Regions from separate parts of the Mus musculus genome. Here region 2 is linked to region 1. Evidence: chromatin loops called from intact Hi-C (ENCODE). Cell type or tissue: gastrocnemius. All regions are shown on one strand. Links, peaks and the distances in the headings refer to the core of each region. The heading gives the core; the rest is flanking DNA. Region 1 has its middle 8.3 kb from the start of Gm10747. Region 2 holds the start of Gm46182 (a long non-coding RNA gene).

Region 1 (15,619 bases), core at 3,969-11,968:
TGAACCGGGGCGCAGAGGGAGGAGTCATTTGTCCTTGTCCCACCCTAGGCGCTCCCTAAATATAAGGTGAGTTAAATGTAAGGTGAGTTGTGTGCCTACAGCTAAAAAAGAACTACAAGTGCCCAGAACTGGCCTGGGGTTCCCCTTTCCTCCCGTGACTGCCTGATCCTGCCAGCTGATGTCTCTTTCTGTATCGATGTGATTATTGTGAACAGTCTATTCTAAGATGGAATGTGTGCTGCTCCCCACAGCTGGGACCCGAGAGGTATTCTGAACATTCATGCAGTGTGAAAAGGTCTTCACTGGGAGGTTAATGATGAAGAATCCAGCCACATTCAGAGCCATCACTGTATTAGTGATAGAAGTACAACTCACACAGGAATGAACTCATCAGCTGTCAGTATAAACACCACCAGCAAAGACTGAAACCAGAGCCATCCGTCAAAACAGCTCCTGACAGAGTGGTATTTAGTTAACCTGATCCCATGATTTTGTTTGTTTGTTTGGTATATTATATTATATTATTTTTTTGAGACAGGGTTGCTCTGTGTAGTCCTGGCTGTCCTGGAACTCTCCCTGTTGTTTAGGCTACCCTCGAACTCACAGAGATCCACCTGCCTCTGCCTCTGCCTCTCTGCCTCTGCCTCTCTGCCTCTGCCTCTGCCTCTGCCTCTCTGCCTCTGCCTCTGCCTCTGCCTCTGCCTCTCTGCCTCTGCCTCTGCCTCTGCCTCTGCCTCTGCCTCTGCCTCTCTGCCTCTGCCTCTGCCTCTGCCTCTGCCTCTCTCTCTGCCTCTGCCTCTCTGCCTCTGCCTCTGCCTCTGCCTCTGCCTCTGCCTCTGTCTCTGCCTCTGCCTCTCTGCCTCTGCCTCTGCCTCTGCCTCTGCCTCTGCCTCTGCCTCTCTGCCTCTGCCTCTGCCTCTGCCTCTGCCTCTGCCTCTGCCTCTGCCTCTGCCTCTGCCTCTGCCTCTGCCTCTCTCTGCCTCTCTCTGCCTCTCTCTGCCTCTCTGCCTCTCTGCCTCTCTGCCTCTGCCTCGAGTGCTGGGGTTAAAGGCGTTCGTCACCGCTACCTGTTTGATTCCACGATTTTAAAAGTTAAAAAAAAAAAAAAGAATTTCTGTTTTTACTATATTTTGTAAATTAGATTTTGATGAGTTCAGAGGGATACTACCATACTCTGTTCACAAGCTGCAGTCACAAGGTGGCGGTAGAGTTTAGTATTGAAAGCAACAAAGACTGCTGCTAAAGAGAGGACCTTGAGTCTATCTGCTGACTTCCTCCTCCTCCTCCTCCTCCTCCTCCTCCTCCTTCTCCTCCTCCTCTTCCTCTTCCTCCTCCTCCTCTTCCCTCTTCCATTTTTTGGATTCACAAACTTTATTGGCTCAACAATAAACAGCTAAGGAAACATTACCACCCTTGGAAAACAGACCTTGTGTGTTTCTTCGAGAGCAGTTGAATACTTGGTTTATTTGACTGGTTTTGGCACAGAATTATGATTGCTGTATACCCTGGAGCAAAATGCCTACGTTCAACTGCTCCTTGTGGTCAACCTCGCACAGAGAGGAAACTTATAACAGAGAGAGAGAGAGAGAGAGAGAGAGAGAGAGAGAGAGAGAGAGAGAGCAGTGTTCAGTGGGGAGGGGCTGGGGTGCTGCTGAACTGTCTACAGTGTCCAGGACAGAGCCTCCCCTCAACTAAGAATCATTTACCTCCGGTATCTCATGCTCCAAGGTTGAGGAGCCCTTAGCTGTCTGTGCCAGTGGTGAGCCAGTCGGTCTTTTTCTTGGGGACTGGATCACCCAATCACCCAGCAGGTTATTAAACAGCTAGGAGCTTATATTCTTCAGCGGAACAAATTGTTTGTAGTCCTGGGGAAGATTTTCTTTCAATTTAATACAGAGGGTGGGCTAGTATTGAAATACTCCACACACAACCGGCCTTTTATGGATTTCTGGGCCAGGAAAATGGCTCAGTGGCTAAGGCCATCTGCTGAACGATCCTGGTGATCTGAGTTTGATTTCTGGAACCCTTGTCACGATATAAGGAGAGGACCAACTCCACATCTAGAAGATAGAGATAACGGTAATAATAAAGCGATATCATAATACATTCCTTTGTTGCAGTTGACTGTAGTAGTGCATGCTTTTGTTCCTGGCCAACTCTATACCCTCCTGGTTCACCACAGCCTATTTCCCCATGGTGATAGAAAAATGCAAATTTTCCCTTTAGTCTCTGGAATCCTTTGAGTTTGACATGGCCTCTCACAGGATCACCTGTAAGGGCTTTGGTCTCCAGCCTGTGAGTCCTATTGGGACGATATGGAATCTTCAGGAGATTGAGGTCTCCTGGGAAAGTTACATTACCGGGCATGTGCAACGGTAGCGCTGTCCTTCTGATGAGGCCCCAGTGGGTGTCAGTCAATACGCAGAGCAGAGAGGAGACTTGGCCAACATCAAGGGTTTCCGCTCAGCCCTCTGCATCTTCTCTGTCAGCCGTGCCTGGTGTCTCCTCGAATCTCACTGAGATATAGACATTTGGTGTAGTCGGAAAGCAGTCACATCAATACAACTCCCAGCAACTGAGACCCTTCTGGAATTCACAGAGCAGCAGCCCTGAAGCTTTGGGAATCGATGAGCCATTGTGATGTCAAGTGTGTGGGAAGAAGATGTAAATTTTAAACAGTGAAGCAGATGTCTGGGGCTGGTGTGCTTTTAGATAGCTGCAGATGAGGGGACATCGGGGAGGTTGTGAGAGGCCAAATCTTTTCAATTCAGGCTCCATTTTAAAGCATTTGAACTCAGGTAAACAGGCCAGTAGCTAGAATTGGTTTACAGGTTACCCCCCAATGAAACCGGAGTCTAGCTCCAGTTTCTAGGCTAACCCCCACAAGACCAGCATCTCCAAGCTAATCTCCCCCAGCAAATTTGGAGTTAACAGAATAACCCCACAACAGCCGGCCTTCTATCTAACAACCACCAGTGCAGTGGGAAATAGAAGGTAAGTTTATAGTTTGACTCCCAGTACCAGTCAATTATGGTAAAGGCCATAATAACTCTCCAATTAGATGCTTGCCAGGCTAGAATCGCTCCCTCCCTCTGTCCCCCAGGGCTGGCAAGTGGGCAGCCCAAGCTCGAGCTTGTAAATAAAGACCCTAGTATGATTGCATTGGATCTGCTCCTGACTGGTCTATCAGGGTTCCTGAACTCTTCCTTCGCAGAACAGTTGGCACACTTTTAGTTTTTGGCAGTCTCCTTGGTTGTCACCTTTCAGCTTGGATACTGTGACAGTATCTTTTATTCTCCCAGTGTAACCTCTGAACCTGCAAGCCAGCCCCAACTAAATATTGTCCTTATAAGAGTTGCCTTGGGGGGCTGGTGAGATGGCTCAGTGGGTAAGAGCACCCGACTGCTCTTCCGAAGGTCCGAAGTTCAAATCCCAGCAACCACATGGTGGCTCACAACCACCCGAGATCCTGATGCCCTCTTCTGGTGCATCTGAAGACAGCTACAGTGTACTTACATTAAATAAATAAATTAATTAATTAAAAAAAAAGAGTTGCCTTGGTCATGGTATCTGTTCACAGCAGTAAAACCCTAACTAAAACAGTGAGCTAGCTGTTTTCTTCGTTTTCATTTACTCATGGGGAGGGGACTTTTGTCATCAGTTCAGTATCGCGCTGCTTCAGGAATCTGTTGGTGCAGATCTTTGCTAGACACTGCTCACCTGAACTGTGTGTGGTAGTGTGGTTGAAAGGGTCCTAGACTTGGACTCTGAAGGTCTCTTTGAACTCCATCAATTGTTTCCTTGTTTATCTTTCTATGTCTCTTTCTCCTTTTCTAGAAAGAAGAGGGTTGTGTCCCTAATAGGCCATCAGGCTAGGAAGCATAGACTCTCTGCTGGGAGACTTTAGTGTTAACAAATACTAGGCATATTTTACCTGGAAATGTAGGTTCTGCTGGTGAGTTTTATGTCAACTTAACATAAGCTGAAGTCAATGAATTGGAAGGAGCCCCAACTGAGACAATGCCTCCATAGATTGGGCGGTAGGCAAGCCTATTAGGGCAGACCCAGCCCATTGTGGGTGGGGCCATCCCTGGGCTGGTGGTCCTGGGTTCTATAAGAAAGCAGACTGAGCAAGACACAATGAGCAAGCCAGTAAGCAGCACTCCTCCATGGCCTCTGCATCAGCTCCTGCCTCTAGCTTCCTGCCCTGTTTGACTTCCTGCCCTGACTTCCTTCAATGATGAACAGTGATGTGGAACCATAAGCTGAATGAACGAACCCTTTCCTCCCCTTTGAGTATGGTGTTTCATTAGAGCAAATAGTAACCCCGACTAAGACAAAGGCTAAGTGTGGAATGTGGGTCAGAGATCGAGCTTGAGAAATCCACTGTTGTTTGAATTTTCATTCAAATTCCAGACTGTAAAGCTATAATCAACAAGGTCCCCACCCATTGCTGCTTTGCACATCTCCCTAAGACACTTAGAGGGATCAACATGATGAACCAGACATGAACTGTGTGGGCCCCGAGCGCACGGAGAGTCAAGAGTTTTAATATCAACCTTGCTCTGGACTGGGGTCGGGTGACATCTTACAACCTCAGTTTACTTATCTGCCAAAGTGGGCTCGGCCTGAGGTCATGGAGATACTGGGTTCAAAGTATCTCATACACGGAAGCTGCTTTGTGTTATAATCCCTTTATATTAGTGTTATCATCAGATGTGGGGAAAGATTATTCCAGGAAGTCCTTGGATACTTAGATGGCTGGGCCTGGGGCCAGCCTGAAGGTGGTGGTGTCTCCCTTTCCTAGATCTGTCTTTCAATTGGTTTCAGAAAGACCTGAAGACCTGGCCAACTCTATACCCTCCTGGTTCACTACAGCCTATTTCCTCATGGTGACAGAAAAATGCAAAATTTCCCTTTAGTCTCTGGAATCCTTTGAGTTTGACAAGGCCTCTCACAGGATCACCTGTAAGGGCTTTGGTCTCCAGCCTGTGGGTGCTATTGGGACGATATGGAATCTTCAGGAGATTTAGGCCTCCTGGGAATGTCACATTACCGGGCAGGTGCACTGGAGAAGACCATCTCTAGTCTCTAGTCCCTTCCTGTCTGGTCTTATATTTATTCACCACGGATGTTGTCATGGCGTTTTTTCTACCTCAAAGGCTCTCCCCGAAATGGGACCAAGTTGCCACAGTGCCTGAAACCTCTGAAATCCTATGCCTAATACACTGCTCATTCTCTCTCTCTCTCTCTCTCTCTCTCTCTCTCCCTTCCCCTCCCTCTCTCCCTTCTCTCTCTCCTTTTAAAGATTTATTTATTTCATGTATGTGAGCACACTGTCGCTGTCTTCAGACACACCAGAAGAGGGCATCAGATCCCAACACAGATGGTCGTGAGCCACCCTGTGGTTGCTGGGAATTGAACTCAGGACCCCTGGAAGAGCAGTTGGTGCTCTTAACCGCTGACCCATCTCTCCAGCCCTGCTTTTGTTTTTTAATGCTTGGGATGAACCGACGGCCTTGTGCAATGCTAGGCAAACACCTTACCACACCGCTGTTAACACGTCTTGATTTCCTAGTTTGTAAAATATAGAAAGCAGCAGCACCTCTATCGTTGAATAGGTCCAAGGGATAGAGTAACAGAACAGGTCCCGCTTACCGGTACTAGATAAACATTGGTGTAACACTTGGCTTGGTCTGGACCTCTGCTTCAGGAAACACTTGAGGCTCTTGGCAAAAAGAAAAGAAAAGAAAAGAAAAGAAAAGAAAAGAAAAGAAAAGAAAAGAAAAGAAAAGAAAAGAGAAAGAAAGAGAAGAGAAGAGAAAAGAAAAGAAAAGAAAAGAAAAGAAAAGAAAAGAAAAGAAAAGAAGAGAAAAGGTTTACTTTCGGCAGACTCTGCAGTTAGTTTTAATAATAATAGCTGCTCTCTTGTCGTCCCCCACATTGAGGGCTTTTTATACAGTATTATTTAAATGCCACGCCCAGGCTGCTCCTTACATGCTAGTACCATTTTCTGCTTTTAGGTGAAGATGGGAAGGTAAGGCCTCCTGCAGGGGCTCTGGGACTGAGTTTCCAAAACGTGGCTGCCCTCCACGTGGTCACAATTTAGTGCTGGCTCTAGTGGAGTCCCTGCTGTGTTACTGAGAAAACACTGGAAGACAGGCGCAGGCAGGCAGCAGCAGGCAGGCCCTCTCAGACTCCCTGTTCCCAGGCTTGCTGTTAGGTCTTAAACCAGAGACAAATGGCTGCCAGGCTCTCCCAGCATCCTTCATCCCTATCTGGTACAGGGTATTGTTGCATACCCAGCCCCGCTACCCTAAACTTCTTCAGCCCAGGGGTTGGGCTGCCCTCCCCCCATCTGCGCTTCCTTATATAATCCAGACATTTTGGTTTCCCGGTCCTTTTGTCTGCCCTTTACTCTCTTTCCTCTTGGCCTGGGCTGCCTTAGCCCGAGGCTCCTCTCTTGCTTTCCCTCATCCCACCCCTCCCACTCCACCCCTCTCGCAGTCCGGTTTGGTCCTGCTGGCCTGGACTCTTCCCTCTGCCTACTTTCTCCTTTATATCTACAATAAAAATATTTTCCATACTCGAGAGGTAGACATGCCCCCCTCCTTTTCTTTCATTATTTCTCACATTCACTTGCAAATTCTGAGACAAGTCGCAACTGGACACTCTACATGAGAGAGCTCTTGGTCATGAGCTCCGACCTGCACAGACAGTGGCTGCATCCGGCAGGAGGTGTCTCAGTCCTGATGTGAGGCCCAGAGGCTTCAACAAGAGGGAAATGCTTTTGAAGAAACTGAAAAGTGGAAAGATTTGTGGGGAGAGCCACATCCCCATAGCAAAACTTCCCCCAGAATCTCAGGCCCGGTTTCTGACTGTCCAGGGCTCAGCAAGCTCTGAGCCTAAGACCAGGCTCTTTAATATCCAGTGCCGGAAGTGAGGCAGCCCCACGTCCCCAGCGGTCCCTTCTAAAATACCTGCAGGGAGAACGGTGCATTCAGGCCATCCTCCCACCCCCATCTGACCTATCCCACGTGACCTGTTCCTTAGAAACCTTGGCTCTTTCTGGGTAGTACCCTGGGGCATTCTGGGACACGGGAGTGGGGACGGGTGGAGGGGGGGGGGGATATGCTGGCGTAAACTCCAGGTCAAGCTGACCTGGATGCCCTAAGAACCACCTGTTGCTGGGAATGCAAATCTGTAGAAATCAGAGACGAATCATGGGTCAAAATGGAAGGTAGAGAGTGTTTGGTGGAAAGTGTCTTTAAGAGTATTCTTGGGCTGCAGAGCTAGCTCAGCGGTCAGGAGCACTGGCTGCTTTTCCAGAGGACCAGGGTTTAATTCTCAGCGCCCACATGGCAGCGCACAAACTGTAACTCCAGTCCCAGGGAATCCAGAATCCTCTTCTGCAGGCATCACACATCAGACGCGGTACACATATGTATATACAGATGAAATACTCGTACACATAACATATCTTTAAAATATATAAGAGGGGTCTAGGTGTCCCAGAGACAAGCAATCTGAACTGTGAACTGCAGGATATTATCATAGATCATAGAATTTGTGAGTCTTAAAGGGGACAGTCTGAGTAAGGTTTTGATGACACATTTGGATCGTGGTAAATGCTTATTATTAGTCATCAACATCCAAATAATTGCTTTTGGGCGGGAGAGAGAGTTGTGTAGCTCATCAGATAGCTGGCTGGCTTTACCCACCAGGAGAAGAGAAATAAGTTGGTCATATGGCCACCAGGGGGCACTCCTGGCCCTGGGAGTCAACACCGGCGTGGCATTTATGATTCATAGGTAGACAGATGGGAGAAAGCAGAAACGTCTTGCTTGCCGGTGTGGAAGCCTCCAGCTAAGGTTGAGAAAGAAACCCCCTTTCGAGCTGGTGCTGCCTGGTTTCCCTGGCAGGAGCGGAAGTTGACCTGACCACCTGTAGGAGGGCATATTCCATTCAAACCAGAGAGTCTCCTGCCAGGATCTGGTTTCCTGCCTTCTCCCTGAAGGGCAACACCACTAATTCCTAAGATGTGTTTTATTTATTATATATATGTGTATATAGTAAATGTTTTTAACATATATATGTTATGTTTTTAACATATGTTTATATATATATCATATATATATATAGTTCAGTGCATATATATATATATATATATATATATATATACATATATACATATACATACACACACACACACACACACACACACACATATATACAGTATACACTGAACCATCTCTTCTGCCTTTTAATTTTTTTTTTAATTATAGTCTCATTAGGTAGCCCAGTGTGGCCTTGAACTTCTGGGACCTCGAACCTTGGAGGTTTTAGACATGAAACTACTGATGGGAAGCAGGAAGGCTGACATTGATGCTCGGGGTTCTCACTGTGGTGCTGAGGCCTTAGCGTGACGCTGGTGACACAGCGGGCTCAGGATATCACTGCAAAGGCAGTGTGGTCGAGGCTGATGTGATGGGCCAGCGAGATGGCTCAGCGAGTGAGGGTGCTTGCAGCCAAGCCTGGTGGCTTATGTTGGATTCCCAAGATCCACATAGCAGAAGAAGTGACTGATTCCAGTATGTTTCCCTCTGATCTCCACATGCCTACCCTCTGTCTCCACACGAAATGAATGAAGAATTAAATAAACCAATAAAAACATATAATAAAAGAAAAAAAGGTCTCTAGAGGGTCCCTCATATATATATTTTTAAAATTTCAATTGTTTGCCTCACTCAGCCACCCCTAAGGACACTAAGCCCTGCCACAGGTGGCCAACAACCAAGTCCACAGACTCAAGCCAGATATCAAAGCCCCTGCATTCTTTTTGACTGTTAATAGTAATAACAGTTATCGACTACAACCACATAAGAAACAAAATGAAAGCTGACTTCCTCTGGTACCCATCATCTCATTCAGCATGGCTGTTCTTCCTCCCTGCCCTAACTGAGCCCCCTAACCCCCACCCTCCCACTCCCACCCCCGTCCCTGTAGACTGCTCTCTGGGCAGCACTGTAGTCAGTAGAGCAGGGTTCCCCCTGGCATCAGGAACTGGCCTCTTGTGTAGAAGCTGAATATCTGTAACAAGGAGGCCCGTGCACTGTTCTGTGTACTGGCAAAACCCAGCATCAATACCTGAACAAATAACAGTCAGTCAGATAGACAGACAAACGGAACCATGCTTGCTTCTGGGTACACTAAACTTTTAGGGAACCAGCACTAAAGTTGATTTTGTGCATCACAGGGTGTTCAATAGCATCTTTGGCCTCTTCCACTATGTACCAGTAACACTTCCAGTATGATGATCGAAAACATCTCTCAACACTACCTAGTGTCTCCTGGGTGCAAGATCGCATCTGATGCAGAGCCACTACCCAAGGAACTTGGAACAGGATAGAATTTCTGCACAAAATCAACTTTAGAAATGTCTTATTTGTTTCGAGACACAAAATGTACTTCCCCTTCATCTCTGTGAGGCAATTGTCCTGAAATTAGAAGCTCAGAGAAGAGAGTTCCATGGCACCATTGGCACCTGGGGCACAAGGTAGAATTGGGCCCATCTTCTAAAATTCAGAAACAAAGAAGCTCAAACAAAAAGTTAATATCTGGTCTGGCTCACGTGAGGTTTTTTAGGGAATTTTGTATTTGCCACAGTCGGGGACATGCTGACGGCATACTCAGAGATGCTGAGGGACAGCGTAGAGTGTGGTGAGGGATTCAAGTTGGATTACGGTTCAAAAGCTCTACGGGAAGGTTGGGGTCTTCTAGATTTTGTAAGATGTGCAATCAGAGAGTCCTGATATTGCTTAGTTGGGTTTTTTCCAATTCAGCAGTCATATCAACGGGAAAACTGTCCTAAGAGTTGCGTTCACAGGACTAAGGCCAAAAGTCTGGAAAGACTTGCAGTCCCTGCCTGAGATAATCCCTGGTTATGTCCTGGGCTGCACAGGCATTGATTGGTGTTTGCTGTTGACCAGGTTGCGGGTTGTGAGGAGGGGCGGGCAGGTGGGTTAGATTCTGATTTGCATTTTCTTTGGGTGTTGTGTTTGGTTTTACACTTGCATTACTCCTAACTGGCTGATATAGGACCAGCATTGGGGAGAGCGGCTGTCCTAAGAAACCTTCCAACTTTGAAGCCAGTGTTCTAAGTCCTCTAGACTCACAGTGGGGAGAACGACTGCAATCAAAAAATTTTAAAAGTCTGGTTCCACATTGTGTTGGAGGACATTGATATACATAATGAGTTAGATGAGGGATTCATAGCTGTGGTGATCTGCCCTGGGATGCTGTGTGTTGTGTGGATGCACATGTGTGCATGTGTGTATGTGTATGTGATGCATGTGTGCACATGTGTGTACCCACTTGTGTGCATGTGTATATGTGTGTGTGCATGCTCATGTGTGTGCACATGTGTGCATGTGTGCACATGCATATGCGTATGTATGTGTGCACCCACATGTGTGCACGTGTACACACATATGTATGTGCATGTGTGCTCATGCACGTGTGTGTGTGTGTGTGTGTATGTGAAGGAATGATGGAAAATGCCAGGGAGAAGGAAGATGGTGAAGGCTGGGAAGCATCAGAGAGGAAAAACCATCTGAAGAGACTGACAAAACCGTTAAGTCGGAGGTTCAATGCTGTGAGTGTCAGAAGGGGATCTTTCTAAATGACCGAGAATCCCAAGGTAAAAGGGGACCCTGAAGAACAGATTACCATAGCAAGAAGTTGGTGATAAATCCCTGGAACACTAGTCACAGTCATGCTTGCTGGTCACACAGGACAATCTGAGGTTTCCATCCTTTCCCTTAGACGCTCATGATGGCTAAGAATGGCTGGGAATCCTAGTGAGCAGCCTACTTTCCAGATGAGAATGTGATGTTTGTGAAGATGGGTATCTGTCCAATTTCCTAACTGCCTTCTTCTTCTTTTTTTTTTTTGTTTTTTTTTTTTGTTTTTTTGTTTTTCAAGACAAGGTTTCTCTGTGTAGCCATGGCTGTCCTGGAACTCACTTTGTAGACCAGGTTGGCCTCAAACTCAGAAATCCACCTGCCTCTGCCTCCCAAGTGCTGGGATTAAAGGCATGCGCCACCATGCCCGGCTCCCTAACTGCCTTTTTCTTTCTCAACATCTTGCTGCTGTTTGTTTGCTTTGGACTTTAGAGGTAAGTGTGATCTTGCTACATAGCCCAGGCTGGCCTTGAACACATCACATAGACATGGTTGACTTTGAACTTTCAGTGCTCCTGCCTCTGCCTCTAGAGTGCTGGGATTATAGGCACATGCCACCATATACGGCTTTGTTCAAGTTTTTGAAGTTGTTCCGAGGTGATTCATTGATTCTTCTTTGTACTGTCGGTAAATTTTATATTTCCCTATTCCATTTAATCTATGTTCTCTATCACTTGGCTGAAGGAGGCTGAAAGTGAATGCCCAGAGTAATGGAAGCCCTGGACTGGGAGGATGGGACAATGAAGAAGAAGGGAGAGCAGCCAGGGGTCAGGCAGCTCTAAGTGCTTGGACGGGAGAGGAAAAATCGGTGGGCTCTTAATCATATTGCAATTGGGGCTGGAGAAATGGCTCAGTGGTTAAGAGCACTGACTGCTCTTCCAGAGGTCCTGAGTTCAAATCCCAGCAACCACATGGTGGCTCACAACCATCTGTAATGGGATCTGATGCCCTCCTCTGGTGTGTCTGAAGAGAGAAATGGTTTACTCCTATGCAGAAAATAAATAAATAAATCTTTTTAAAAAAATCATATTGAAACTGAACCCCAGAGTCAGGGCCAAGCTGTCCCTAGGAGCTGGGAGGAAATATACAAAGGCTTGGCTTTGCTGTCACCCTAACATGCAGATCATGTCAAAACACGACTAGGCTAAGCCTGTTCTTGGATTGGTCAAACCGCAGGGACATTTGGCTATTTGTCTATGAGGCAGAACTCAGAAGAAAATGATCTAGGCAGGTGAGGAAGCCAGGCAGAAGAAGATACATCCTTTTATTCTGGAGCCCTGGTCATGTGGGATAAAGACTCACTTTAGGATGGAAAAGTTCCTCATTTGGGCTCATTGAGCAAGTCACAATTCCGTTTTTAGTGTGAAGACAAAATGGGAGGCTGTACTGGTTGGTTTTGTGTGTCGACGGGACACAAGCTAGAGTCGTCAGGGAGAAAGGAGTCTCAAATGAGAAAAGGCCTCCATGAGATCCAGCTGTAAGGCATTTTTCTCAGTTAGTGATCAATGGAGGAAGACCCAGCCCGTTGTGGGTGGTGCCATCCCTGGGCTGGTGATGCTGGGTTCTGTAAGAAAGCAGGCTGAGCAAGCCAGGGGAAGCAAGCCAGTAAGCAGCACTCTTCCATGGCTGCTGTATCAGCTCCTGCCTCCAGGTTCCTGCCCTGCTTGAGTTCCAGTCCTGACTTCCTTTGGTGATGAACAGTGATGTGGAAGTTTAAGCTGAATAAACCCTTTCCTCCCAAACTTGCATTTGGATCATGGTGTTTCATCACAGCAACAGAAGCCCTAACTAAGACAAGTTGGTACCAGTGCAGTGGGATGTTGACTCGACACACCTGACTACCTTTTAGGGGAGAATGTGGAAGAACTGTGGAACTTTGGGCTAGAAGAGCCATTGAGTGTTGAGAGCTCAGTAGGATGTTCTGTGGGAGCTTGGACGATGATAATGTTGAGAGCTGTGCAGAAGATGGAGGCCTGGCTTGTGACATTTCGGAGGGAAGATTAAAGACTCGATCAGGTCTGTTTCAGATTTTTACCTAAGTAAGATTCTGTGGTTCCGGTTAGCTGTGGATGAAGGATCAACTGTGATTAATAAGATACCAGAGCTACTGAGGTGAAACTTTTGTGTTACTGGGACGATTGATGCTGGTTGGCTGGAGCTAAGAAATTAGCAGGGGCTAAGAAGAGACCAGCATCACTGAGGTGAAATCTTCTGGGAAGTGTTTTCTGAGAGCACAGAGAAGCTCTTTCCCAGAGGCAGCCAAGGAGGGAACCAAACTTGGTCATGTGTAAGAGTCACCAGGTGGTGCTGGTTTTGAAGGCATGAAGGGGTTATGGAGAACAGCTGAGGCTTGGCACAGGGAGAGGTCAGGAGAGGCCACTGGTGTAGGTGTAGCCACAGTGGCAGGAAAAAACCCAGGACTGAAAAGGTTATGCAAAGAAGTTGAGGCTTGGGACCAGGAAAAGAGCCTGTGACAGGCTATTGGTGACCGGGCAGCCAGTTGCAGCAAGGAATCTCAGTGGTTTTGTAGATGCCAGTACCATGGGGTGACCACCAAGAACAGCAGCAGCAGTGGAGTAGAACCAGTTGGAGCCTAGAAGAGAAGCTGTGTGTGCTGCAGAGAGCAGAGCTGGAGAAGTGACCCAAACAGTTTGAAGGAGTCTGGGAGATCATGAGTGGGTCCCAGATATTGGATGGTTGGATTTTGATCTTACTTTGCTCTGATTGTGACAGTGCCCCGATTTTTCCCTCTTGAAGTAAAGTACTTGAGTCAACAGTTAAGAGACTTTAGATTTGAGAGGTTAGATAGTTTAAAGGACTGAAAATTTAATGTGCTTGAATTTGTTAGGGACTGTGAGACTTTTGAAGTTATTTAGATCTTGGGGGATAAATCAGAGAGGTGGCTTAATAGTGATGTTCGTGTGTCAGGTTGTCAAAGGGTCAGTTGTACTGGATGGTTTTGTATGTCAGTATGACACAAGCTAGTGTCATCAGAGAGGGAGGAGCTATAGTTGAGAAAATGCCTGTATAAGATCCAGGTGTAAGGCATTTTCTCAATTAGTGATCAATGGGGGAGGGCCCAGCCCATGGTAGGTGGGGCCATCCTTGAGCTAGTAGTCCTGGGTTCTATAAGAAAGCAGGCCAGTAAGTAACATCCCTCCATGGCCTCTGCATCAGCTCCTTTCACCAGGTTCCTGCCCTCCTTGCGTTCCTGTCCTGACTTCCAACAATGATGGACTATCAATTTGGAAGTGTAAGCTGAGTAAATCCTTTCCTCCCCAGCTTGCTCTCTGGTCGTGGCGCTTCATCACAGCAATAGGAGCCTTAACTAAAGCAGAGGTGATCTCAAACCTTGAAGAAATATTGAGGAACTTAAAGAATTCTCGGCATTAAAGGTGCATAAGAGATGCACAGGAATAGAGATAAGGGAACACCTTCCCATCTCTTCATAAAACTGTTCTTCGTCCAGATGATAGCATTGGATTTAAGAATGAGAACTGGTTATACTTCAAAGGCAGCTAAGTAGAGAGTTGTTTGTATGTGAGCAATGGATAGAACCAAAGAGAAGAAGATGGGGGGTGGGGCTTAAATTGAAGAACTCAAGGAAAGGGCCTGAGGGCCGTGGTGACTGGGAAGGGCAGGGGCTCTGGCTTTGTAGAAAGGCCATGGGCTCATCTGTATATAATGCTTTGGGGAATACAGTCCTTTCTTGGGAGCAAATGGTGTGGAGCAGCTTAGGGAACCATCTGTGCCCAGCGTTTCTTCTAATAGCATATCATTTTAGTCCTTTAAGAAAAGCCAGTTAAGGGAGGGAGGGGTCATTGCCCTTGGCCCCTTAAGCGGCCTGTTGAGATTTGAGGTCTTGTGGGAACGCACTCATTATAACACAGCATGTCGGGACTGTGTAATGAGAGAAGGAGTAGGAGGTTCTTGCCAGCTTTCTTCTGTAATGACACATGAAGAAGACGGTGGCTAGGGCTCAAAGACGGAAGCTCTTCTCTTCTCTGTGGCTAAAGATTGTCCTTGAGCAGGGGGGACTCCAGAGAGGTCTCTAGGGCTGGAGAGGTTTGGCATAAACCTGTGAATAGCTGATGGGAGAATCCTCTAGAAGCTGGGACAAAGTGCTAGCAGATCCAGGGCCTCACAGACAGCATGGTATAGTAAGGAAGTGTGGGCTCTTAAGCCAGATACCCTGGCTAATGTGAGTTCAGGAAAATGAGTTCTCAGATGCACCTGTTTTCATCTCTGTAAAGTGGAGCTAAAGGTACACGTTGGTCTCATCGCTCTCGTTCAAGGATTCTGAGGTCATCTGTGGACTTCAGACCGGACTGCAAGGAGCATGGAGACACCCGATCAGTGTCACTGCTATTAGACTTTCTTGTTCCTGAAGCCACATCTCAAGCTTCAGGACACGACAGGTGGAAAGGCTAGCCCTCAGGATGCAAAGCTTTTCAAGGCTTCGAGCTTGCACAACATAACGTGCAGGCTTCTCAAAGGCGGTTGGCAACTCTGTTCTCATTGTGCGGTCCTGGACCCTGTAATCCACAAAGCTCTCATATCCTGCTTCATAATAAGACAACCAGATCGACATAGTAACTGGTCCCATGCTGTGACACAGCTGGGATGGTTTTGGTTAGGACTGTGTTCAGCAGATCCAAACCATGTCACCCTTCGGTGGTGCAGCACTCAGCTATGCAGTTTTCATATCCCTTAGCTTTGTTGTTCTTTCGTGTCCAAGAGGAAGGAGCAGGAACGGGAGGAAGAGCAGGAGGAGGAGGAGGAGCAGGAGCAGGAGGAGGAGGAGGAACAGGAGGAGGAACAGGAGGAGGAACAGGAGGAGGAGCAGGAGGAGGAGCAGGAGGAGGAGGAGGAACAGG
Region 2 (15,619 bases), core at 3,259-11,258, 54 kb after region 1:
TCAGCTAACTGGGTAGTATAGGTCACATGCAAACAAAAGGAGATCTCTTTAAAATGTTAACTTTTCTCCAAAGGAACTACAAAGAACTTCTCACAGAGCAACACAGGCTGATAGATTTTAGGTCAAAATTATAATACACACACCCACACAAAAACCCAACCAAACAAACCCTAGAGCATATTTTTTTCCCCCCGTAGAGCGATTTATATCACACATTCTATCACAAATAAGAGAATGTTTCATTTAGACAGGCAAATATCCAACTGTGATTTATCCAGTTTCTCTAAGGACGTAAGAGCTGGCAGCTGTATCCACAGCAACAACAGCAAAGTGCTGATTTGTCCTCCATGGTTGTTGATTTTAATTAAACAAACCAGGGCCCTTTGCCTAAGTCAGTAGGTGACACCACAGAAGGGTGGGGTGCCTGCCCTAAAACAGGCTTCGCTTTGAGATCGCCACCTTGTCTCTCTGCCTCGGGAGAACTCAGCGACAGGGGAGAACAGAACAGCAATGTCCTAAGCTCTTCTCCAGGCAGGCCCCGTCAAGGGACAGCCTCTAACCAATCCCCTTTTCTTCCATTCACTCCTTCACCCTCAGTTCAGGCTCTGTCCGAAACCCGACGCCCACCAAGCATAAGGTCACGTTCAAGTGCAGAAGCCGGCTCGCGCACTAACCTATTTCTTTGGAGTCTCTCAAGGGAAGAGAAATCTTCAAACGATCTGCCGTCCCTGAAGAGGTGCCGGCTTCCACCCTCACTGGTGACCAGCTGGGTTTCCTCCTAGTTCTCCTGCTGCTGTGGCGATCCAGCGTGTAGTGAGTCCAGGGTTAAATGTTTTTCCACTTGCAGAGGCCTGTCTGTGCCAGTTTGCCCACTGATGACAGTTATAGCTGGGGACAAACAGAAGTGACAGCTGCTGATGGTGCTTTTTTCTAATCTATAATTATAACTCCACCTGCCGCCCAAAGTACCCCTTTGAACAAGAAGTCAGCGGCGGTGGCGGGAGGATGCTGGGCCATTTAAGTCCAGTTAAGATTCATTTCAACTCTGGCCTGGGATCAAGGAAGAAAAGCCTTTTTCTACTGAAAAGGTCTGAACATACTCCAGTAGCCAAAGAGGGGATTAGGACAGTCTTTTTGTGCATGAAATGAAGAATAAATTCTTATGGAGCCATACACTGGGGCAGACAGGAATGAAAGCAAGAATTCTGATCTTCTGAGAGATCTTGAGAATGCTCTTCCATTAAAAGCAGCAAGAGTGTGTGTGTGTGTGTGTGTTTAGGATGTGAGTATATTTATGTGCATGTGTAGTATGTGTATGTGTGGTATATATGTGTGTGTGCATGCATGTGTGTCTAGGGTATGAGTACATTTATGTACATGTGTGGTATATAGGTGTGTATGTGTACATGTGTATGGTGTATAGATATGTATGGTGTATAGATGTGTGTGGTATATAGGTGTGTGTGTGTGTATGTATGTAAGTGCATGTGTGTTGTATATATGTGTATGGTGTATAGGTGTGTATGTGTTCATGTGTATTGTGTACATGTGTGTGTGTACATGTGTGTGGTTTATATATGTGTGTGCACGCACATCCATATGTGCATGCATGTATGTGTAGGATGTGAGTATATTTGTATGGTAAGTATGTGGTGTACATGTGAGTGTGGTATGTGTGTGTGTGGTGTATGTGTGTGTGGTGTGTGTTTTAGAAGTGCACAGAGAATTATGTGATGGCCTGGTGCAGTGGAAAACTGTAACCCTCTGTCTTATTATGTTTCTCCCATGGTTAACCAGAAAAGCTTGTTATTCGAGATGGTTTCTTTCAGATTTATAATAATAGATATTTTCTTTCTTAAAAGAGGCTGCTCATCTGAGTTCTGTAGGTGATAGACTAATTAATTAATCTGAGGGTCATTTCCTGAGACCCTGTTAACTTTCTGAGGTAATTTTTCCACCTGTCATTACACCACAAGCTTAAAGAGAATAGCAAAAAATAGTTTTTGTAGAGAAACATGTAGAATAAAATATTATAAAAATCAAGACTAGGCTATGCCTGGTGGGTCATGACTGTAATCCTATTGATGGGAAAGTTGAAGCAGGAGACTTACCCTGAGTTCAAGGGTAGCCTGGGCAATTCAGTAAGTTCCAGGATAGCCTCAAAACAAATAAGCAAATGGATGCTTCCCCCACAGCCCTAAAAAGGAATACATAAAATTCAAATTTCTAAAGAATTAGTCAACCTTATGTGCATGTGAGCGACTTGGTCAAACCGCAAGCGCTTTAGAGTCCTGACAGATTAATTTTTCTGGCTTATTTGTATTGCTGGCTTATTTGTCCCTGTTCCTCTTGTTGCTAACTTCAGGTCGGGGGTCCTGTGAATAATGAATATTCATTTAGTAATTGTGTGCTAACTGATCGCACCCCTGGGGCTCCATTAACGGGTACTGGATCTTGTTACTGTTTGGTTATCACACTTCCACAGCTTTGAGTACCACGGGGGATTTGTGAACATGCAGAATGCAAACGTCGTATGCCACATCTTACATCTGTACTGCGGAGAAAGTGGGCGGTTAGACCTGCAATATTGTAAACAGTTTTCAGATTTGGTGAGCGTTATGGAATTTGAACTTCTATAAACCCTTGTGTGTACAAAAGGGAAACACTGCAGGCTCTATACCTCCCCGCTCCGGCTAGATGTGTAGCGGCCCCCAAACAGCGTAATTTGCAGTGGCCTTAACAGAAAACCAGGAAATCAGCATGCTTTGCAGGTGCGGTGTAAGCACTGTGGGTTGGTGAAGGCCACCAGGTATCCCATAGTGTTCTTTTTCTGCTACAAAGATGTGGTAGACAATCCCTACATGAGCATGCCGTTAGATACAGAGGGGACATGACTAAGGTCAAAGCTTAAGTAAAACAACATAGCTAAACAAAGCTTAAAAATTCAAATGGATTATCTTATATAGTGTCCACTGTTTTGTTTCGAGACAGAACCTTTTAGTGGCCTAAAACTCTCCCAGTAGGCCAGGCTAGCCCACCATGAGCCCTAGGGACCTACCTGTCTCCAACTCTCAGACACCACCCTGATTGCTTTTCATGTGGAGGCTTGGGATTGAACTCAGCGTTTCCAAGGCAACTGTTCTACCGACCGAGCGTCTCCCCCGGTTCCATTGACTGATCAATTTCTCAACAACAGAATATCTCAGTTCAGTTGATTTGTGAACAACACTCACAATGATTCTTACCATACAGGTAAAGTTTCCCTGATGGTAAGTGTCCTGAGAACCCGGACTTTATTCCATCTCTGGTGGACTAAGCCAGCCTGGGCTTCCGTGATGGCATCTATGGCTCTAAACCAGGCAGCTGGTTGGGTCAGTCACTTGGATTTCAGGTGTGCAAAGTTTGATGCATGCCATTGGACAGGGAACTCCACCCCATGCCAAACCAAAGGCTATGGGAAACCTCCTCAATTAGGCTTTGATTTCGGGGAGCAGTAGTGAACCCCCGAGAACTAGAAACACGGTTCATTTTACAACAGGGTCAGCTTTAAGCCCAGAGGAGACTGGATATTTGAGGAGCCATCAGTTCCTCTCCGTGCAGAGACAAATTGCCAACTCAACAAAATGGAAGTGCATTCGTTCAGGTAATGAAGGTGATCTCTTTTTTGAAATGGACACTGTGGAAATTTCCTTCTATTTTAGACACAAAAGCTCCGAGTCCAGAGAATTATGAAGACAGTGCTGAGAGTGTACTCTGCGCGCAATAATCAATGATGTTTCCTAAGTAGATGACACCGCTCCATTCACAGCCCAGACCGCTAGAGGGGAAAATGAATTAAAAATCTGTACAATTTCACCAAAATCAAGTAAATTCAGATATGTTGCTTATTCCAAACAGCCGTGAAATTCTGTTACTTGACAACCCGTGTTTGTAAATCATATTATCATGTGGGTAAAGGGTAGATTTAGGGAAATTTTACCCTTAAGTAGAGGGATAAGCCAGGTGTGGTGGTGCACACATGTAGCTTCAGTATTTGGAAGCCTGAGGACCAAGAGTTCAAAACCTATTGTCATGGTCATGTAGTGATGTTCGAGGCCAGTCTCGGGGGACACAGGTGGCCTGGGCTGCATTTGACCCTGTTTCAAAGATGGTGGATGGGGTACAGGTGGGAATGAGAAGCACCCATTGCTTCTAAGGAAATGTTTATTTTGGCACACAGTTCCACAGGTACAGTGCATCACGGCAGGGAAGCTACGACAGCAGGGGCAGGAAGCAGGTGGTCAGTTTCACCCACGGTCAGGAGTAGTGACCCCTGGACCCTGGCACTCAGTTCACAGTCTTCTCTTTATGCTGTCTAGGGCCCCTGGCCCACGGAACCGAACCATCCACACTTGGAGTAGGTCCTCTGGCCTCAATAGCTCTACGTAGATCTAGAAACTTCCTCACAAACGGGGCCAGAGAATTGTTTTTACAGTGATTCTAACTCCCGTGAAGCTGGAACAGTTGCCTGTCATGTCTTACAGGTTGATAGTCAGCTCAGCTCAACTCTGCGGTGGCTTGAATGAGAATGGCCCCCTTCCCCCCCCCCCCCCCCCCGCTCATATGTTAGGATACTTGGTCTCAGTTGGAGCTGTTTGGGAAAGATGAGTGTGGCCTTGTTGGAGGAAATGAATCACTGTGGTTGGCTTTCAGTTTTTAAAAGATTCTTGCCATTCCCAGACTCTTTCCTTCTCCCTCTCCTGCCATCCCCCTTCCTGTTCCTCCTCCCCCCTCCCTTTCTCTCTGCTCTGCCTGGTGCTTCCAATCAAGATGTAGCTACGAACCCAAGGCTATGCCCCTCCCACCATGACAGTCATAGAATCTAACCCTTGAAACTAACTATATCCCCCCAATAAATGCTTCTTAAAATAAGTTGCCGTGGTCATGGTGTCTTATCACAGCAATAGAAAAATAACGACAAATTCAACTCAGGTTTCATAGTCCTGTAAATGTGCTTCTAACTGTGAGGGCCATCTTTTTCCTAATGAGTGTTCTACCTGCTGCTGCGCATTGCAGCTGATAAGATTCCTTCCTTGCAAAAGGCCCCAAACATGAAGGGCTTTCTAAAATGTCCTCTTTACACCACTGCCCATTCTTTCATCAACTCCTGCTGGTGCCACCTTTGAGATTTATTCAGACTCCACCCCCCACCCCCCCCCCCACCCTCACCTCCTGAGAGCTCTACTGGTAGCTTTCCAGCTGGTCCCCTGCTCTATACTTTCTCCCTCTCAGTTTATTTTGACACATAGCAGAGCCATCTTATGAAAAGCTAAGTAGGAAAGGCCATTAGATCGTTTAGGAGAATCAGGAATGTTCCTTGCTAACTTTATTAATATGTAATGAAATTACATGTAGATTTATTTTTTATTTTTTTTTAAAGATTTATTTATTTATTTATTATATGTAAGTACACTGTAGCTGTCTTCAGACACTCCAGAAGAGGGCGCCAGATCTTGTTAGGGATGGTTGTGAGCCACCATGTGGTTGCTGGGAATTGAACTCAGGACCTTCAGAAGAACAGTCGGGTGCTTTTATCTGTTGAGCCATCTCACCAGCCCTACATGTAGATTTATATTTTCCCCTTGGCGATTCCCTTTCCAGGAACCGCTTTAAAGCATGCCTATGAGTAAGATGGGTAAGGACCCCCTTAGGGGTCAAAAGGCAAACTGATTTTGGGGCTTTAACCTGTTTCTAGTTAAACGTGTGGTCTTAGCAGCCTTGCCACAGAACCTCAGACAAGCCACAAGGGCAGAACGTTTACAGACTAAGAACCTGTTATGGCTGGATCAGACTAGAACTAGTGGGGTGTGAGGTGGCCACATATATGACATACAGGCTAGGGAAGACAGTTGATAAGGGGAAGCCTCAGAAATGCCCCCAGAGAAGCCCCCAGAATCAACTCAGATGGTAGACAGCCTGTCAAAGGAAAACCTTGACTGTTGCTTTCAGATGTGTTTTAAAAAATCACTGGGTTTGGGGGTCACACAATTGCACACAATTGCACCTTATGTTGTTTGCATCCCAGCTCTGCTGCAGATGTGGGACATCAGATGTGGGACATCAGATGTGGGACATCAGATGTGGGACATCTTTAACAGTTGCCTAGGTTACTTTGCAGAAATTTGAAAGCTGTTTTGGGGGCTTTGCCTTCAATTGGCTGAGTCATCTTTCCAGTCCCAAAGCTATTTTTGCTTAAAAAAAAACAAGCAACAAACAAACAAACAAACAAACAAACAACAAACCAAATAACCACCACCACCAATAACAAAACCCCTTTTACTTTGGAGGTCTGGAGAGAGAAGGCACTTAGTGCTCCTACAGAGGACCTGAGGTTGGTTCGGAGTACTGGATCTGATGCCCTCTTTTGGTCTCTGTGGGTACTGCGTGCACATACAGGCAAAAAAATCCTCATTATGTGCAATAAAGCAAAAGTAAATGAATCTTACACATACACACTCACACATACTCATACACACTCATGTACACACAGACAAGCACAAACACACACAGTCACACACACACACACACACTCCTCACCGATAGCTAATAGGCACTGAAATGCGATGAAAGGTGTGGCATTTCTGTCACCAAATTGTATCTGTCTCCTTAAACTTTGGGCCACATTCTTTTTTTTTTCGTTTAACAATGGAAGACACTTTATTTATTTTTTTTAAATCTCTCAACATTTCAACTCCGTAGAAATCAAATGCAAAATATGTGCATTTTAAATTAACATATACTCAACTACCCGGATCACAGCGATCTCCTATAGTGAGACACACCTAGGAGGGGAGAGGCCTTGTTTGGGCCACATTCTACTCTTCATGCTGATCATTGAAAAATGTTCAATACATTGAAAAAATATAAAACAGAGGGTGCACTGGGTCTGTCGCCGGTTGGAGCTGGTATGTTTCTTTCACCTTTGCCCTAGTGCATTCTTAGCAGCTCAGGCACCTAGCAGAGTCCTTCATCCTCACTGCAAGGTCAGGCGGTTTATGCAAGCCAGCAAGTAGCTCAGCAGCTCCGAGGTGAAGTAGGCCACCCACTCACCTACAAGTCTCAAGACTAGAATATCTGTGTACAAGAAGGAAAACATCTTTTGAAATCTTGACCATGATCAATGGACAACTACCAAACTTTAGTCTACTCCAGGTGAAAAAATAAAATCAATAGAAGCAGGGTCAAGGCAGGCTAGGGTCTGCGGGTGGATTTCCTGGCCTGCCAAGGCATGGAGTGATAAGAGGAGGTACACCTGAGGCTCAACGCTAGGGGCTGAAGATTTTGCTGACCTTGGTGGAAGGAACAGGGTGGATTTTTGAGTGAGAGAAAATGTCTTATGTGTGTATATCAGCAAAATTGTTTCTGTGTGGCTTTGCTTCCCATGGTACTGTAATATAAAAAAGTAATGGGAAATAACACCTGCTGCTGACGTGGTAATGGCCTGCATCTCTCCTTGTACCTGTCTCTTGCATCTTTTTTCTATCTTTCCCCCGCCCCCTGAGGGCTGTTTGACTTCGTAATGGCCAGACAGGCACAGGGGAGGCTAAGTAGAGATTGAAATCCTTATATCTTGCTAGCAAGGACTGGAAATGTTGGTAAAATTATTATAGATATTGAATTGGTGGCCCCTCAGAAAGTTAAAAATCCCCCTGTGGTCTGATGAACAGTGAGGTCCCATACACCCTAAGGCACTATAGGTTGTTGACCTTGCTTTTGGTTACAGTCCAGAACTTGAGGGTAAGAAATCAAGACTGGGTTGTTCTACAGAGTGAGTTCCAGGACAGCCAGGGCTACACAGAGAAACCCTGTCTCGAAAAACAAAAACAAAAAACAAACAAAAAAATAAATCAAGACTGGTACTCACATAGACGCCTCATCCCTACTGTGTTAGAAGATACTATGTATATGTCACCAGACAAGAAAGGTAACCACGAGTTATAACTGTGCTATGAACATTGCGACTGTGACTGGGCTGGCAAGACACGCCCACAGGCACAACATCATCCTGAGCCAACCACTTTTTGATTGGTATCGTCTCACTTCGGAAGATAAAACCCAGGCCCGATCAGGCAGAGAACCTATGGTGAGACAGGTCACGGGAGCTAAAGGAGAACCTATCACTGTAATCTGCTAAGTGGACATAGTATTAAACTGAGTCTAATGACGTACATTTAAATCCCTAAGTAGTTGCTTTTGCTCCCCACTTCCTTACCGCACGGTTTGTCATGTCTCCCAACATTATAAACTGTTGACTTAGTCCTCACTGTTAGAGTGTTGGGTGGCAGAGCCCTTCTGAGCGGCTTAGTGTCGCTATGGCAGAGTCATTAGAAGACCAAGCCTGGCTCCTTAGGCTCTCTCCCTTGCATGAGTTGGCTTGTCTTGCAATGTCACGCAGTGCCATGGCACAAAGGCCCTTGCTAAGTGCCAGCACCGTGCCCTTGAGCTTCACACCCTCTTTATCAAGTACCCAGTCTGACCTTCTGCTACGGAGACAGACTCTTAGACGCTTTATTTTTCTGGCACCACTCACCCCCAAATGGTCAGGCTAAGTTTCTGTTTTTCTTAGAATCAGCATCACTCCAGAGGATGTACTTGCTCGGTCCTGGGATGTGCATAAAGTAGTTACAGAATTGATAACCTCTAGGAAAAACTACTAGATAGAGAATAGTTTTTGTGCACTTTTTTAAATGCCTTGAATATTAGGTTATATTGTCAAAATACCACATTCTAGAGTTGACAGAGTGTTAGGCCGGTACCTTTCAAGAGTCAAGCAAAGAAAGTCCTTGGGATGTTGAGATGGGGGAAGGAAGAATATGACAGCTGGATCTTGGTCTAACTGGGGCACTTATGAGACAAGTGATAGAATTAATAAATAACATTTACAGGTTAATTAACAGAGTTGACCAGGCTTGGGGGTTGTCTTAGTCACAAAACATCATGACCAAGAAGCAAGTTGGGGAGGAAAGACTTTATTCAACTTATATTTCCACATTGCTGTTCATTACCAAAGGAAGTCAGGACAGGAACTCAAACAGGGCAGGAACCTGGAGGCAAGAGCTGATGTAGAGGCCATGGAGGAGTGCTGCTTACTGGCTTGCTTCCCCTGGCTTGCTCAGATTGCTTTCTTATAGAAACCAGGACCACCAGCCCAGGGATGGCACCACCTACAATGGTCTGGGCCCTCCACCACTGATCACTAATTGAGAAAATGCCTTACAGCTGGATCTCATGGAGGCCTTTCCTCAAGGGAGGCTCCTCTTTCTGTGACAACTCCAGCTTGTGTCAAGTTCACACACAAAACCAGCCAGCACAGGAGTGAAGCTTACTGGCAGAACATATGCCCAGCATGGGTGAGAGCCTGGGTTCCATCCCCAACACTGTGAAACAGATAAACAGCATACCGTCAAAGCTAGCTTCCTGCTTGTGATCACAGCACCAGTTGGTAAGATATTAACAGCATGTGAAATCAGGTGAAGAATCTTTGTGGACTATGTGCTGTTTTTTTGTTTGTAACAGTTCTACCGTAAAACATCCTAATACAAAGTTCAAAACATAAAAAAAAAAAAAAATTCTAACAAGGTCTCAACCTTATTTTTCTATCCCTCCCCTCAAAACCCCACTCAAATTTGACCATTTTCTTAGTCATGACCAAAAAAGCAAGTCGAGGAGGAAAGGGGTTATTTCAGCTTGCAATTGTGGTCTACCGTGAAGTGGGGTGAGGTTATCTGGAAATGCCTTTCCAGCTGAAGAGGAAAGGACCAGGACCTGGGGGAGATAAATGGATATTAGGCAAGGTCTGAGACACTAGGGGCAGTCTACATCCACCCATAGCAACCAGATGGGGAGCCAGTTGAATAAATTCACCAGTTTAACTCTGCTTTATCAGACCCAATGCCCCGACCCTTTAATGCAGTTCCTCACACTGTGGTGACCCCCTGCCATACAATTATCATCATTGCTACTCCACAGCCGTAAATCTGCCCCTTCTGAATTACAGTGTAAACATCTGTGTTTCCTGGAGGTCTTGTGAGGCCCAGGGAAAGGACTGAAAACCCGCTGCCTTAGACCTTCCAAGCCCTTGCTAGGGCCTTCCATTGACCAATCAGAAGTGTGATGTCGGTTTAACCATGTCTGCCTCAGGGCCTACTGTGTGCAGATCAGGCCGGAGAGTGTATGTGGAGGAACCAAGGAAAGTACCATCCACCTTCTCACTTTATAAATAGGAACGAGCATCTAAGACGTGAAATTTATCCCAAGATCGCAACAAAAAGAGCAGTTTGGTAGAGTCGCCACTCACTGGTTTGCTTGTGGGAAGACCTAGGTCCTTGTCCCCACCAGGCCACTAACAGGGCTTTAATTCCCATACTAGTTAATGGGGGTGGGCTAAAGCAATGGCCTTCAAACTGGTGTTCACTTACTTCTGGGTAGATATGAGTTACTTAAAAAAAAAGAAAAAGCCTTTGTTAGTGTGTATTGTAGAAAGCAGAGTTTCATAATGATTTTATTTTAAAGATTTATTTATTCTATGTAGTGTGAGTACATTGTTGCTGTCTTCAGACACACCAGAAGAGGGCATTGGATCCCATTACAGATGGTTGTGGGCCACCATGTAGTTGCTGGGAACTGAACTCAGGACCTCTGGAAGAGCAGTCAGTGCTCTTAACCATAGATCCATCTCTCCAGCCCGATAATGATGTTTTTGTGTAAGCATGTCATGGACTTTGATCGTATTTATTCTCCATTGTCCCCCCTCCTCTCCCTCCTCCTCTCAGGTAGTTCCCCTCTCCTATATTATGTCATATTTAGTCTTCACACGTGCACACATGCCCACACATGCACACACACACAGAGTCACGCACAGCACTCAGGTTCCACAGAGGAGAGAGCAGGTGTAGCATTTCTCTTTCTTGGCCTGGAACATCTCACTAACATGGCTCTCTCCAGTTCTATTTATTGTCCTGTAAACGATATGATTTCTTTCCTTCCTGTGGCTGGATCAAACTCCATTGTGTGTAGATATAGCACACTTTATCCACTCATCTGATGCATACGTATTGATGCGGCGTCTAAGGGTGTGTGAGGATGGGTTTGTTTTAAGTGGACTTTCAGACACAGCTTCTTCACCTGTGTTCTCTCTTTAGAACCAGTGTGCTCTCTCTCCCTTCAAAATGGCCCTTCTCCCACATGACCAAAGGAAGCTTGCTTCTCATTCATTTTCTATAATCTGGAGTATGAAATTTTGGTGGCACCAACTGATGATATTTGGAAAATGCATAGTCTTTTGGATTACTGTGACAGCACATGGGGGGTGGGGTGGGGTTGGGGAGGTCCTAAGAATTATTGAGAAGAGCCATGGTCACTTATGGGGGATGCACACTGTGCACAGTTGTTCTGAGAAGACTGTGAGTTTCATAATGGATTGCTTCACATTTGGACTTGAGAGTGGGTCACGGTCCTCCCAGGAGGAAAGCCAATCCTGGTCTGCTTCAGATGAGCAATGGCGCGCTTCTGGGAACTGGTTATACGGCATACTGGGCTGACAGGCACACCACTGGTTATAATACACAATTATCTCAAACTCTTATGTGTGTGCCTTTGTTCTTGGACACGGTCTGTGTCTTCACACGGGAGTCAGTTCACAAAAGGTAGATAGAGTCAGAAGCTTCCAGAGCCAGGTGCAACTTCCCTTTGAACATGTCAAAACTAGGACCAGAGCGAGTCCCTGCTGCACTGTGGGAGCCTAGGACCAGAGCGCATCCTTGCTGCACTGTGGGAGCCTAGGACCAGAGAGCATCCTTGCTGCACTGTGGGGGGCCTTATGGTTTCTCCCACTCTGCTGTGTACCTGGAGAGCCGAGCACCCTCCATGATGCCAATGCTAAGGTTCGTAGCTTCCAAGTTACATTTGATTCCCAATGGTGGCCTTGCCTTCTTTATGGTTTTCCAAATAGTTTCTCCAATTCTTGAAAAATGCTGCTACCGTTTTGATAAAATAATGTGTTTTGTAAAAGTCAACAAGAAACCCGCAATGATCATTATTGACTGTCTCTGTGTGCATGTGTGTGTGGTTTGGTGTGTGTGTGTGTGTGTGTGTCTGAGGAGATCTCCTTACACACCAGGGATCTCCTCGTCCTCCTTCTCCTCTTCTTCCTCCTCCTCCTCCTTCACACAAATACTTACTTCTGTTTTCTAGTTTTTGAAAGGTAACAAATAAGAACAAACTGTACCTCTTATCGCAGTTACATGAATTCCATAGTTATGGATTTTTATTTAGTCTAGACAGAGCGATTAGATCTGGCTGCCTAAGAGTCTAAGAGGTTTCTTGCTTACTCCTCAAAGATGATATCTGAGTGTAGAGTGTGTATTCAGATGCAATTATCTTCTCTCTTTTGCTATCAGCAGCTCCCGTAGCATTGAGAGATGGTAAGAAAATACATTTCAGAATCTAAACGTTGAAATACTCAGGTCATTCGATTTTAAGTACAAAGTTCTGGTGTGTTAAAATTCTCTCTACAAAGAACCTGGCTAAAAAACTTTAAGCATCAGTTGTTCGGGTGGGGCGATGCATGCCACCAAGGTCCAAGACTTATTGGTAGACACAGAACCTCAAGTCTGCAAGGGAGGGGGCGGAGGTCAGTCCGGTTTTTATCTTAACATAAATACGACGAAGATGATCTAAGCCCTAGGGAGAAACACAGGAACCAATGGGAAAAAAAGAACAGGACCCCGTTAGGATTTTAGAAACAATTTCAACAAATTATCTAATAAAGGAAAAAGCCCTTTTCATGTAGAAAAAAGGATGGAGGTGGCGGCAACCTGCTGTGTCATTCAACAGTACACTGTGATCTGTGTGCTGCATATCTACCTGTCTTACTGTCCCATTAGAGTCCCACATCATCTCCCATTTCCTTCTCTCCTGAGCAATGCTTTGGTAAGCATCTTGTGCATCTTTCTTTTAAGGTTCTGCAAATATCCCTTTGGAGTCATGCAATTTGCCATTTTGGGTCATTTTGGTACTCCATTGGTACTCCGATGGCGGTTATAAGCACCTCTTTCGTGTACATAGTCACAAACCTTAGTGGGGTTCGTTGACATTCCCCATCCCCATCCCCATCCCCAGAGTTCATTCTTGGACCTGCTAAGGATCCATGAACCCTAAATTAAGAGCCTGTACTTTAGGGTGAATCCCCAAACATGTGAAATGCTGATCGCCATTAAGCTAGCTAGCATTAGTGGCTCACTCGTGCAGAGCACCAACACTCCGTTCCTCTGGTCACTCAGTCACTGCTCCATCCTCCAGGTTCTGGCCAATTCTAAGGGCTTAATGATAAATATTAAATAATCAGGTTATATAAACTTTGATTATCACTATCCAGAGGCTGAAAAGATGTGGGGCACCAAACATTGCCTTATAGCCTTTAAGAAAGTTTTATAAGTCGATACGACTTATTAGGTAAGGTGTTTCATAAGGGTTAAAAAAAAAAGGGAGGGGGAGGGTTAAGTATCTGACTCCACCTCACCTGCTAATTCAACAGATGCTGAGTAACAGCTGCGAGTCAGGCACTAGGAGCTCGAGCTACACAGAAGAGCGAGAGACCTCCCCCCCCCCCCCCCATTGCCAGGAACTCTAGGAGGGACTCGCTGTCCAGAGGAGATAGGGACACAAAGAAATCACTGTCAGCAGGCAGCGATCACAGGCCGCTGGAACCAGTATTGACAACAGAAAAACAGGAAACAGCAAGGGATTCAGGGTTGAGGTGGGGGCTGCAGGTGAGGTGGGAGGTGTGGGTGAGGTGCACGGCCACACCATCCCTGAGGCAACTTAGTACATCGGCCTCTTACACGGCCATCCATCCCCCACTTACTTCAATTCTTCTCTCCTCTCCACACTGTTCATTTTCTAGGAAGTCCTAAGACTAACTTGAAACTCAAGTTTTCTGGGATAGCTTGAAGGAATCTAGGAAGCTAATGCTCACCAGGAACCAACCAACCAACCAACCAACCAACCAACCAACCAACACCCGATCAAAAGAAAAGGCCCTCAGAATACGTGGGGCCACATACCGTAGTAGGCTGTTTAGTGATACTCAATTATGCAGGGTTAGAACCAAAACACCTCAGTGATGAATCACTCCAGCAACAGGTCACGTTTCCATATGTAAATAAGCAGATGGGCTGGTGTTCAGAAGTCTGTGTGTGTGTCAGAAATGTATGTATGGCTTTTCCGAGTAACCGCCAAGATGCCGAAGTGGAGCAGAAGAAGAAGCGGACCTTCCGCAAGTTCACCTACCGTGGCATAGACCTCGACCAACTAACTGCTCGACATGTCCTATGAGCAGCTGACGCAGCTGTACAGTGCCCGCAAGAGGCGGCACCTGAACCGTGGTCTTCGGCGAAAGCAGCACTCACTGCTCAAGCGCTTGAGAAAGGCCAAGAAGGAGGCGCCACCCATGGAGAAGCCCGAGGTGGTGAAGACGCACCTGAGGGACATGATCATCCTGCCCGAGATGGTGGGTAGCATGGTGGGCGTGTACAACGGCAAGACCTTCAACCAGGTGGAGATCAAACCAGAGATGATCGGCCACTACCTGGGCCAGTTCTCCATCACCTACAAACCTGTGAAGCACGGCCGGCCCGGGATTGGTGCCACCCACTCATCCCGATTCATCCCCCTCAAGTAGCCGAGGCCAATAAAGACTGGTTTTGGTCCCTGGAGAAAAAAAAAAAAAAAAAAAAGAAAGAAAGAAAAGAAATGTATGTATGTCAGAAGTGTGTGTGAGTGTGTGATTACTGTAATCATAAGGAAATAGATTATCCCAGGAACTTGCTATTGTGTCTGTTTCTATTATTTTTATTTTTATTATTATTATTATTATTATTATTATTATTATGTGTATGTGTGTGTTAATCTACAGTGTTTGGCTCAGCCTAGCCCAAAAGAGTTCAGTGTTTTTAGATCAGTCATTTCTTTCACCTGGGCCACAGTCCAAGGGTCTCCTCTGTAGCTTGTCCCCCTTTTGAAGTAGGTGAGTCTGCCCGCTCCGTCTTCCATCTGCTCCGTTGTCTCCCTCATCTTCCACCTGCTCTGCATTTTACTCTTTCCTCCCTGCCTGTCTCCCAAGTGTCTGCACTTCTCCCCTCTGTGTTGCTATCGACTGATGGGGACCTTTTTCTAGAACTCCGCATTTCTCCATATTTGTGATCATCTTTGATGTCCACCTTCCTGCATTGCTGACCCAGGCTCCCGGTACCCTCCACAAGACCACCGTTTAGCTAAGTTTTCCTCTTGTATCTGGAAAGAGGAAGGAAGATATGAGTGTCTTATTTCTTCAGGGCAGTGCTCACAAAAGCTTCCAGCCCTCTTGATTTCCCTAGGATTCTGGTGCAATCTTCCCCAGGAAAGATTGACTTTTTTTTTTTTTAAAGAGAAAAATATGCAGAGTATGTGCCCTTTTAAAAATGAAAGTAGGTTTGATAATATAAAATATCATTTAATATACATATTAATTCTCAATAACTCCAGAGGCATCCAAAGCCAAGGGCTCAAGCTGTCAAGGGCCGGCTCAGTGGTTCTTAAACAG

What was found. Peaks named below come from ENCODE experiments on the same cell type or tissue, not always from the same donor. Only the 100,000 strongest peaks of a DNase experiment are listed, where the experiment ranks them.
Region 2: a loop joins it to region 1, with 3.0 times the contacts of the local background. A loop is called at or near these places in 20 of 42 quality-filtered maps.

Annotation. Positions count from the first base shown.
Region 1 is chr10:117,026,139-117,041,757 of GRCm38, reverse strand. No RefSeq gene overlaps it. Among named protein-coding and RNA genes, the nearest start is that of Gm10747, 8.3 kb to the left of the region's middle. In gastrocnemius, for the core only: a CTCF peak has its summit at 7,758 (motif pointing right); a DNase peak (open chromatin) is centred at 7,762; H3K4me3 peaks cover 218 bases; H3K27ac peaks cover 1,408 bases.
Region 2 is chr10:116,971,868-116,987,486 of GRCm38, reverse strand. Gm46182 (a long non-coding RNA gene) reads left to right here and starts at 724. Exons shown (of 3, transcript XR_001779645.1): 1 at 724-813; 2 at 2,486-2,609; 3 at 3,105-3,821. Best3 (bestrophin 3) reads right to left here and starts at 1,173. Exons shown (of 10, transcript NM_001007583.1): 1 at 675-1,173. It also overlaps the pseudogene Gm5781. In gastrocnemius, for the core only: CTCF peaks have their summits at 5,427 and 6,413 (motif pointing left); DNase peaks (open chromatin) are centred at 6,413 and 8,437.